2 separate regions of the Homo sapiens genome follow, and region 1 is linked to region 2. The links are chromatin contacts, found by Hi-C or POLR2A ChIA-PET in ENCODE. All regions are on one chromosome and are shown on one strand. The core of a region is the stretch at or near the end of the contact, and the rest is flanking DNA. Distances in the headings are between cores, read along the strand shown. Region 1 holds the start of PWWP2B (PWWP domain containing 2B). Region 2 overlaps LOC107984282 (a long non-coding RNA gene).

Region 1 (4,607 bases), core at 1-2,500, 120 kb after region 2:
ATGGTGGAGGGGATGGCAGCTCCCAGGTGGCGATTCTCACCCCCCGAGTGTCCCTCCATCCTGCCCGTGCACTCCCAGCGGTAGCCCACACGGAGCGGGCAGGAACCACACGGGAGCCATATGTTAAATCACGTGACTTGTGGATAAATGGCTTCTGGCACATCTAATGAAGAGATAACGTCTGCGAAATAATTGTGGAAGGAACACGGTCCTCTCTGCTAATTCATGTCACCAGGCAAAAATCTGGGCTCCACGGATGGAAAAAGTTGGGCCTTTACAAGAGGAGCCTTTCCCTGCTCCCAGTTTCAAAAGAAAGCCCTGCAGGAGCGCAGCGAGGCCACAGCCTGATTCATGCCTAATCATTGATCTGGCAGCGACAGCTCCCTGCCATGTGACGCGGTGTCCAGGAGGCTCATCTGCACCGCATGGGTCCCTGCAGCCCGTGCACAGGTGCCTCTCAGGAGGAACCGCCCCGCCCTGCCCTGCGCCCCCCACCCAGGAAGCCAGGGCTCCCGGGGGATGTGCCCACGGCTCCCACAGCTTGTACCTCTTCACGCCCCCATGACTCAGGGCTCCCTGGCCTGAAACTGTTCTTAAATCGCACAGCTGGGCGCAACTGCTCTCCCCGAATCCAAACCTCAGCCGCGGAGTCACTCCCAGCAGCCAGGGGCCCGTGGCCTTCGACAGGGCACCCCCACCTGTGAGGAACTGCCAGGGCAAGGCCACGGCGCATCTGACCCTCCCCTGCTTTAACGACAATTCTGCCAACAGTCGAATTCAACAGTGGCTCTGAACAAAGAAAAGTGCATTAATTATGGCAGATGTGTGGAGTTCCGGGACCCCGGCCCCGCGCCCCCCGCCCCGGCCCGCCCCGGCCCGGCGCCCGCCCCGAAAAGTCGCGACGACTTTGAGAACCACTTTTGCCCCCCCGAGTGGCGGCCGCGCTCGCGCGCCCCGAAACTCAGGCTCGGCAGAAACCGAAAGCGGGCGCCGGGGCCACGCCACCCCCAACCCGGAGGCGGGTCCCGGGTCTCCGGGCGGCGGAGGCGGGTGTCGCGTGGGGACCCCGGGGGTGTCCCGGCCCGCGCCCCCGCTCACTTTTTCGTGCAGTCCAGCAGGATCCCCGCGAAGCTCCGCTCGCCGCAGCTCACCGTGACCACCAGCGCGCCGTTGACGACCTGCTCCACCCGCACCGGCAGCCGGCAGCCGGCGCGCGGCTCCATGCTCCCGCCGCGTCCCAGGCCGCCCCCGCCCCGCCGCCGCCGCCGCCGCCGCCGCCGCCGCCGGGTCAGCCCCGCGCGTGACGCCGCCCCGCGGCCGCCTGACGTCACAAAGCTCCGCTGGGGCGGCCGCCACAGCCGAGCCGAGCCGGGCCGGGGGCGCGCGGCCGCGGGCTCCGCTCCCGGGGACCCCGCCCGCCGCCGCCGCGTCCCGGGAGAAGCCGCGCCCGCCCGCAGAGGTCGGCCGGACGCGCGGTGCGGACCCCCGGGCTGGAGAGGGGGCTGCGCCCGGGCTCGCGGCCCACGCTGGCCGGGAGTGTCCCCTGGCTCGGGAGGACCCGAGAGCCACGAGCCCGGGGGCGGCGGGGGGGACACCCGCCGCGGCCGGAGCCCCGGGACCCCATCCCCCCGCTCCCCTGCCTGGGGCCGGTCCCGGGCCCCCCTCCCCCTCCGGGCCCAGCCCTGCGCCCTCCCTCCCTCCCCGGTGGCCCGGATCCTCCCGCCTGGGGTCGGCCGCCCGCGTGTCCCGGCAGCGCCCCGCGCTGGGCTCTGGTGGCCCCGGGCACTGCGGCGAGGAAGTCCCGGGCGGCGCGCGCAGGAAGCCGGGGCAGGCGGAGGGGACGCGGGGCGCCCGGGGGCAGCGGCCTAGTGTCGCCCTCGCCGCGTGGGGGGCGGGACACTGGGTCGCCCCACTGGGCTCGGCGCCTCTCGGGGCGACAAGCGGGCGCGCGCCCGGCTCAGGGCCACCCTGCGCGCCTGGGGGTGGCCGGCACCGGGGCCCGGGGGGTTAACTCCCTCCGGAGGTCTCGGGCGTGTCTCTTCGGGTTGCCGGGCCCAGGGGCCAGGCGCGCCTCCGCCAGTTTACAAAGGAAACAGCCTCCTTCCCCCGCGGCAGGGGCTCCCCGACCCGCGGGCGAGGAGTGGGAGGTGACGGCGCCGGACCCCCTTCCCCCAGGCGCCCGGCTCCCGCGCCTTCAGGCGTCAAAGCCCCCGACTTCCCCGAGCACCAGCACGTCCGCACCCGGCTCAGAACGCAGGGGCCCGGCCTGCTGCGGTGACCTTGGCCCCGGGCCGGGCTTCTGAGCCGGACTTGCAGCGCCTGACGAGGCCTGGAGGCGGGGCGGGGGACCGCGTAGTTGTCCTGGCGACCCAGCGCCGCCGGGCAGGGCTCCTCCCAGCCTGGGAATTGAGGACCACCGCCCCTGGTGCCACTGGGGACCGTCGGGTCGCTGGCGCCTGTCGACCTCGCCCTCCGGCGGCCGCGCGGCAGTGGGAGCCTCAGAGAGGAGCCAGGGCGGAGTGAGGGAGCCCGCGGGGCCTGGGACACCTGACCGTCCGGCTAGAACAGGGGTAGGGACCGAGGCCGAATGAGCCAGAGTTCTGGCCGGGGACAGTCCCAGAGGAGGCCTGGAAGCCCAGTGAGTGTCTGTCCTCCTCTGTGTGGCCTGGGGCTCCCGCCAACACTAAGCCCTTCCTGGGGCCTCAGGCACCTCAAGGCGCCCCGTTCTCCAGGGTCAGCCAGCCCCTGCCCACTGGTTGCCAGGCTTGCAGTGGAGCCTGCCTGCTGTCCTGCCCACAGGCCTCTGCAGCTGCCCCCTCCAGGGGTGGGGCTGACTTTGGAGGAAAAATGCCAGGCAGCAGGGACCCCCTCGCCACCCTGCTCCAGGTTGGGCTGAGCGGCCATCCTGAGGCTGCCCACTTGCTTGGCTCTTCTTCCTGCCTGCTGGAGAGGCCTGCTGGGCACTGCCCTTTCTGAGCATTGGGGACTGCCAGGGTGAATCAGCATTCAGGCTGGTGGGGCCAGCATGGGGTGGGGCTAATGCACAGGGGGCTGTATGTGGGTGGAGGGATCCAGAAAGAGTGTCCAGGGGAGCACCAGCATTCACCAGGGCCCCACCAGGTGGGCAAAAGCAAGGGCTTCCGAGGTGGGGGTGGGGGTGGGCAGGATCCTCTGCAAGGTGTCTGCGTGCGCCTGGGGCTCCTGGTGACTTCCCACGCCAGCAGGAGGAACAGTTTGGGGTGTGCTGAGGGACCCACCTGTGGACTTGCTGGGCTTTGAGAGGAACCAAGGCTGGGTGGCGGCGGGCAGGACAGGGGAAGAGGGTTCCGGGGCACAGAGGGCCAGACAGATGCACCCAGCAGCTGGCAGCTCTGGCTGGAGAGGGGAAGAGGGCAGTGAGAAGCACGGCTGGCCCATGGTACCTCCTGCCCCTCTGCCCTGCCCGCCTTCCCTCTGCCCTGCCCACCTTCCCTCTGCCCTGCCCGCCTTCCCTCTGCCTCTTCCCCTCTGGCCCGTGCTATTTACTGTGTATTGTTAAGTGAACTTGGAAGCCGTTTTTAAAACCTGCTCTCCACTAGGTAAGGTATAAAAAAGACCATCTGCAGACAGGGAGACCATTTTTGCAACTTAAACGGTGGCTGTTCAGGGCCTCCCCCAGCAGCCCTGCCCCCGCACCTGCTCCCACTTGCTTCCCGCCCCGCTCCAACCTGCTTGTTGAAGAAGAGGCCATGGGAGTTTCCAGAGTCCCCGATTAAAGTGCAGGTGTCCTTGGGGACCTCATCAGCCCAGGTATCCCCTCCTGTCTGACCCTGTATTCGGGGGTTGGGAGGCTGTCCTAGGCTTGCTGCTCTGAGCATCTCCCCAGAGGCCACCCTGCTCATGCCAGTCAGTGAGGTCTGCCCAGTTCTGGGAAGCACCCTGGGTACTGGGGCTGGTGCTGCCCACAGTGAGAGGACCCTGAGCTGCCTGGCTGGGCTGGAGAGGAGCCTCGGGAGTACGCCCCTGGCTGGGGTGAAAAGGCCAAGAGTGGGAAGAGACACCTCCGAGGTCTTTAGACTTTGTCTTCAAGAGACTTGATCCAAACAAAAGGTCCTAAAGCCTTTGGTCCTCTGGCTGTAGGCACAGCCGCAGCAAGGCCTAGGACATGCCCAGCTCGGGACGGCCCAGCCAGTCAGATGGGGTAAGCCAAGGGGACAGGAGAGTGTCCGGAACTTCCACCGGGGCTGGGGGTGGGTGACCAGCAGTTGGCAGGATGGGTGGCCTGAAGGGGTACAGTTGAGGGAGGGACAGGTGGCTGGAGGAGGAAGCAGGGGCTGGCCTCTATGTCCCCTGAGACAGCAGGGGAGGAAGGCAGGAACCCCGCAGGCCACCTCCCCTCAGGGTCTGCCTCCCCTGCGGTCCTTGGAGGAACTCCAGGATTTGTCCTCCCTGGCAGCCTGGCTCACTTGCATCACCAGCTCCATGCCCGCCCCTCGTCTTTCAGGGTCGCTCCCCCAGGTCCGAGCTTAGAGGGCCCTCCTGACTGCTGGACCTGGACCTGCCCAGCACTGTCCTACCGCACTACATCATCACTGAGACTTGGGAAGGGCAGTGGTGAGCAGGTTCTC
Region 2 (4,396 bases), core at 1,117-3,616:
GGCTGATCATGGGCCGGAACCCAGGTTACTACAGACCTCACTCTCTTTCCAGAAGGTTCCCGGGATGCCCCGGCTCATGTGCTGTCTGGACCCAGAGGCCGTGTTCTCTTGCACGAGGCGTGAACACCTCCTCAGCACGGAGAGCTGATCCTGCTGTTTGGAGCGATCCCAGAGTCCAGCCCTCGGGGCAGGCTCACCTTTGAGGCCGTGGGAGGGGGTTTGAGGTCAAAACATAGAAGCATCCACGGGGCCTCCTGCCCTCTGACCTGACCTCCCTCCTGGGAGTTAGCACGAGGCCACAGTGTTGTCTCTGGGGCTTCCCCGGGGGAGCTTTGCTCATGGACACGGGGACCAGGCAGCATCTGGGGTCCCCGCTGAACATTTGGTAATGAACATGGCAGTGCTCTTCCCAGCACCCTCCCCGGAGCAGACAGACCAGGAGGCAAAGTCTGGGCATGACAACACTGTGTCCGGACACCAGAGGGGGAGGCGGCTGTCCAGAGAGGCTGCGTCTCCTCCATGGGGAAACAGCCCCGTGCCTGACAACAGCAACACAGCCTCCTGGTGCCGGCCCCACAGCTCAGGTGCTCTCACCACCTGGAGGAGTAGCTGGGATTACAGGAAAGGAAAGAGGAGCCCAGCAGGGGTTAGACAGGGTTAGCGGCTGCTGGGGAGTGAGCTGGCCAGCGGTCTGGGAAGTGTGGCTCGTGCCTCCGACCTTCACCCCGCAGAGGCCCTGAGTCCCTTAGGGATAAAATCTCCACCGATCCTTGTAGGTTTCACAATGTTAAACAAGTGTGCTCTGTGACCTGGTGTCTTCCTCGGGGATTTGTCCAGAAAACAATCAGAAGGTGGGCAAAGATACAGGCCCAAAGGCACCTCGGCTGCTTGTTTCAGCGGCCAAAAAAGCAGACGTGATATAAATGTCCATCGGCAGGTCTGGGTGGAGCAAGTTACGGCACCGGCCCACGTGCCCTTCAATGTAGGCGGGGCTTCTCCAGAGGGAGGAGCACAGAGACACGCCAAGCTGTGCCCGGACCAAATCACAGGTGCACTTGGCCTCACGCCCGCACCCCCGCCTTTTCCTGCGCTGGCCTCCATAGCGGCTGTAGGAACCGCTAGGGAAAGGTCTTGGGGGGACACAACCTGCTTTTACTTTTTTGTAGTTTGTATTTTTTACAAGGGGTATCATTTTTATAATCAGACAATACATGAAGCTACTTTCAGGGTCAACCATCCACACGAACTCTGAGTCTCTGCGTTTGGGGCCGGGCCCTGCCCCCAGGGTCTCTGCAGTGGAAGGACTGGAGCTGTGTTCTGGGTCCCACGGGCTGGAGGCAGCGCTGACTGGGTTGAGCCTGGGGCTTTCTCTGTTGCAAAAGTGCACCCTCCTCAGATGGGGATGGGGAGTGGCCTTCACTAGGGTGGTCCTCCTGGCTGAGCAGGGCCGGCCCAGGGGAGGGCGGGGCCAGCACGTCCCCAGAACAGTGCCTGTCCAGGGGCACAAGGGTTCACTGAAGACTCAGGAGAGGGGTTTAGAGCACAGCCTCCCTCTCCAGGGTCAGGTTCACGGGAGCTGTTGGGGGCTCCTTCCCTCGCAGCAGTGACCACTCCAAGGACCACGGCCTGGACATGAGCGGCAGCGGTGAGCTGGGAGCTGCTGGCCTGGTAGCTATTGTTTCCATGGAGACAGGGTCTCGGCTCAGGTGTCCTGGGGACGGCTGCACCCTGATGTATCTCACACCCCTGCAGGCCCCACGTCAGTGGTTTCTGGGGACAGGGTGCAAGGCTGGCTTTATGGGGGTGCAGCTAGGGCCCAGAGTGGCTGCCCCCAAGGCCCCATACTTGCCCCGAATACTTAGTCATTGTTGAAGGGTGGCCTCGCAGTTTTGTTTTGCACTGGGCCCTGCGTGAGCAGTGGGTACAGAGAGTGAATCCAGAAAAGGCCCCACAGACGTGGGAGACTCCCCAGGGTGGGCAGGGGAAGAAAGTCACCCTCCTGATGGAACAGCAGGTCCTCGCGGGGCAGAAAAACCAGGAGCTGCCCCCGTACAGTGCCTGGTCATCCCTGGGAAGCGCAGGAAGAAGGGGCGTGTGGGTGGGAGTCAGGCTGAGGGCGCAGCCCCTGCCCTGCCCCCACCGGAGGGACCCGGCTTGAGTGTCCAGGGCCTGGTGACCTGGCAGCCCCACAGCCTTGACCGAGCCCCTCCCTCTTCCGGGCTCTGAGAGGAGAGGCCACCCCAGGAGGAGGCCCTGCCGCAGCCTAATAATAACTTCCCGGCTGGTCCAGCGAGCGCCAGCGCAGGCTATTTTTAGAGTCCCCTGGCCCAGCCCCCATGTGACTCAGCCAGGCCAGTGCTGGGATGAGAAAGTCACCCTCTGCGTGGGATGCTCCAGGCGGCCAGTGGGCAGCCCAGGCCCAGGGGGAGGCCAGCAGGACCTCAGGCCTGTGGAACCTGGAACAGCCTCAGCCACCCCGCCCCACCCCCCGCTGGCCTCGGCTCCCTCCTGGCTCCCTGCCGGCTCCTCCCCCAAAGCTAGCTTGGAAAATCTGATGTCAGAATTCCAGCTTCCGCAGGAATGTGGCCCGACCTTCACCTCCCGGAGGAGCCGCCTTGTTGAGGCCTGAGGGGCTGGCTTGGATCTCACCCCTAGGCGTGCCCTGGCACCTGAGAGCCCTCTTTCCAACCAGCTTGGGGCCACCTGCGCCCCCCGCCCCACTGTGGCCCTGGCCAGACTAGTGCCTGCGTCTTGCCCTGCTACTGAGCGCCCCAAGGTGCCACGCGGCAAGTCCCCGGGCTGGTCTCGCCCCAGCAGCCATTTGTCGGGTGCAGCGGTCCGGGGGAACTTGTCTCTGGGACGGTTTCTGGAGCAGGTGACTTGGGTGCCTGTGTACCTGGGAGCCAAGGGGGCGGGTCCCTGCCCCAGCCATGTGTCACTGAATCACATGGGTAGGGAGGCCCCTGATCCTGCCTTTGAGGTGAGGGGAGGGTAGCAGGATCAGGAGAGAGCTGTGTGTGTGTGTGTGTGTGTGTGTGTGCACGCGTTGTGCACTGTGTACTTGCAGATGCATGCTGACGTACATGGTGTGCATGTGTGTACATGCATGTATGAGCACATATTGTGTGGATGTGCACATGTGTGTGCACTGTATCTTATATGCGTATGTTTGCTTGTGCACAGCACACATGTGTGCATTGTGAACATGAACTGTGCATGTATATATACACGTGCGTATGTGGGGTAGCCAGTCCCTTGGGAGCAAACCGTTGCTTCCTCAACGTCTTCTGGTCACAAGGAAGCACTGAGTGATGCGTCTCATGGCCAGGCACCTTCCCACCACAGCCGGAGCCCTGCACAGGCTCTCCAGCCCAGATCCACAATGCCTCCTGTGAGACTGGCAGTCCTCATGCCCCGGGTAGAAAGGGGAAGAGGGAGACCACTTCACAGCCAGGGCCAGCCATAGGGCAGAGGGCAGAGGACAGAGGGCAGAGGGCAGAGGACAGAGGACAGAGGGTGGAAGGCAGAGGGCGGTGGCTCTGCTGGAGCTGGGACACTTGTTTCTGCAGAGGCATGGGCACTGGGGGGCCCCTCCAGAGTCAAGGAGGCTTTGTAGTAGATGGAGAGAGAGCCGACCACCCTGGCTGGAGCTGGGGGTGCAGCAGAGTGAAATGAGACACCCAACACCCCAGTTCTCCCTCACCACTTTCCCAGTGGCTCAAGTGGCTTTGGGCACTGTCCCCTTTGCAAGCAGGAGAACCATGCAGGCAAGAGGTGGCAGCCAGGGTCCCCGGCCTCCCCAGCCTCCCAGCTCTGCCAGAGCTCCCAGGTGCCTTCCAGCTGTGGGACACATTGTCCTGACTGCCCATAGCTCCTGGGTGCCATCCGGCTGTGGAACATATTCCCGTTTATTTCCCAGAACGAGGTCATTCGGGAAGGTGGCCGTTGCTGTGCGAGCCCTGGACTCCCAGCATGGGAGCCGTCCCTGGTTGGTTTTCTCTGCTTCAAGCGTTAGGGTACTTTTATATGTAGACAAGAAAATTGCTTCCTGGGAAGATGGATGATAATAGGAAATTGTACCTTGTAGATCCCACATCTTTTTTTTTTCTTTTTGACTCCTAAGTCTGGCTTTAATGAAACAAAGGAAAATAAAAAGATCTATAAAAAGCGATTCATATTTTCTAGAATGAAAGCATTATGTTGTTTTTCATTAACTTCAAAATCTGTTAGAGAAAGGTTTCTGTTTTAAAGATCAGGCTGGCTGCCCCGGTTGCAGACTTCCTCTTTAAACTGCCCACTGAGGTGCCCCTGGAGACGGGAAAAGCACAAACCCATAACACCTGTGGAGTCCGAGCCCCAGGTCCACCGTGAGACTCTGGCAGGACTTGCAGGCAGC

The links. Hi-C counts contacts between places; a loop is a spot of excess contacts on that map. ChIA-PET counts read pairs that join two places held with the same protein, here RNA polymerase II (POLR2A). Pooled maps may share reads with other maps.
Region 1: a loop to region 2 is called in a map of IMR-90, with 6 times the contacts of the local background. The contact joins the promoter of PWWP2B here to the enhancer-like site in region 2. A Hi-C loop is called at or near these places in 6 of 168 maps with a recorded cell type or tissue (IMR-90, cardiac septum, heart left ventricle and 3 more) and 14 of 50 pooled maps. POLR2A ChIA-PET finds 5 or more read pairs at or near these places in 3 of 52 experiments (H1, Panc1 and RWPE1).

Annotation. Positions count from the first base shown.
Region 1 is chr10:132,393,843-132,398,449 of GRCh38, reverse strand. PWWP2B (PWWP domain containing 2B) reads right to left here and starts at 1,250. Exons shown (of 3, transcript NM_138499.4): 1 at 1,099-1,250. The coding sequence starts at 1,223. It overlaps LOC124902526 (a long non-coding RNA gene), which reads left to right and starts at 1,894. Exons shown (of 2, transcript XR_007062342.1): 1 at 1,894-3,789; 2 at 4,120-4,607. RefSeq lists enhancers at 1-192, 193-715, 2,286-2,808, 2,809-3,332 and silencers at 978-1,117, 1,128-1,237, 1,648-2,077, 2,098-2,477.
Region 2 is chr10:132,515,366-132,519,761 of GRCh38, reverse strand. It overlaps LOC107984282 (a long non-coding RNA gene), which reads left to right. Exons shown (of 4, transcript NR_158224.1): 2 at 1-1,645. Among named protein-coding and RNA genes, the nearest start is that of INPP5A, 20 kb to the left of the region's middle. RefSeq lists enhancers at 1,060-1,567, 2,076-2,583, 2,584-3,092, 3,093-3,600. Within about 2 kb of position 2,366, at least 30 of the 41 ENCODE cell types and tissues checked have a DNase peak (open chromatin) inside an H3K27ac peak, as active enhancers do; they include IMR-90, Panc1, heart left ventricle and 3 more, where a contact is called at or near this core.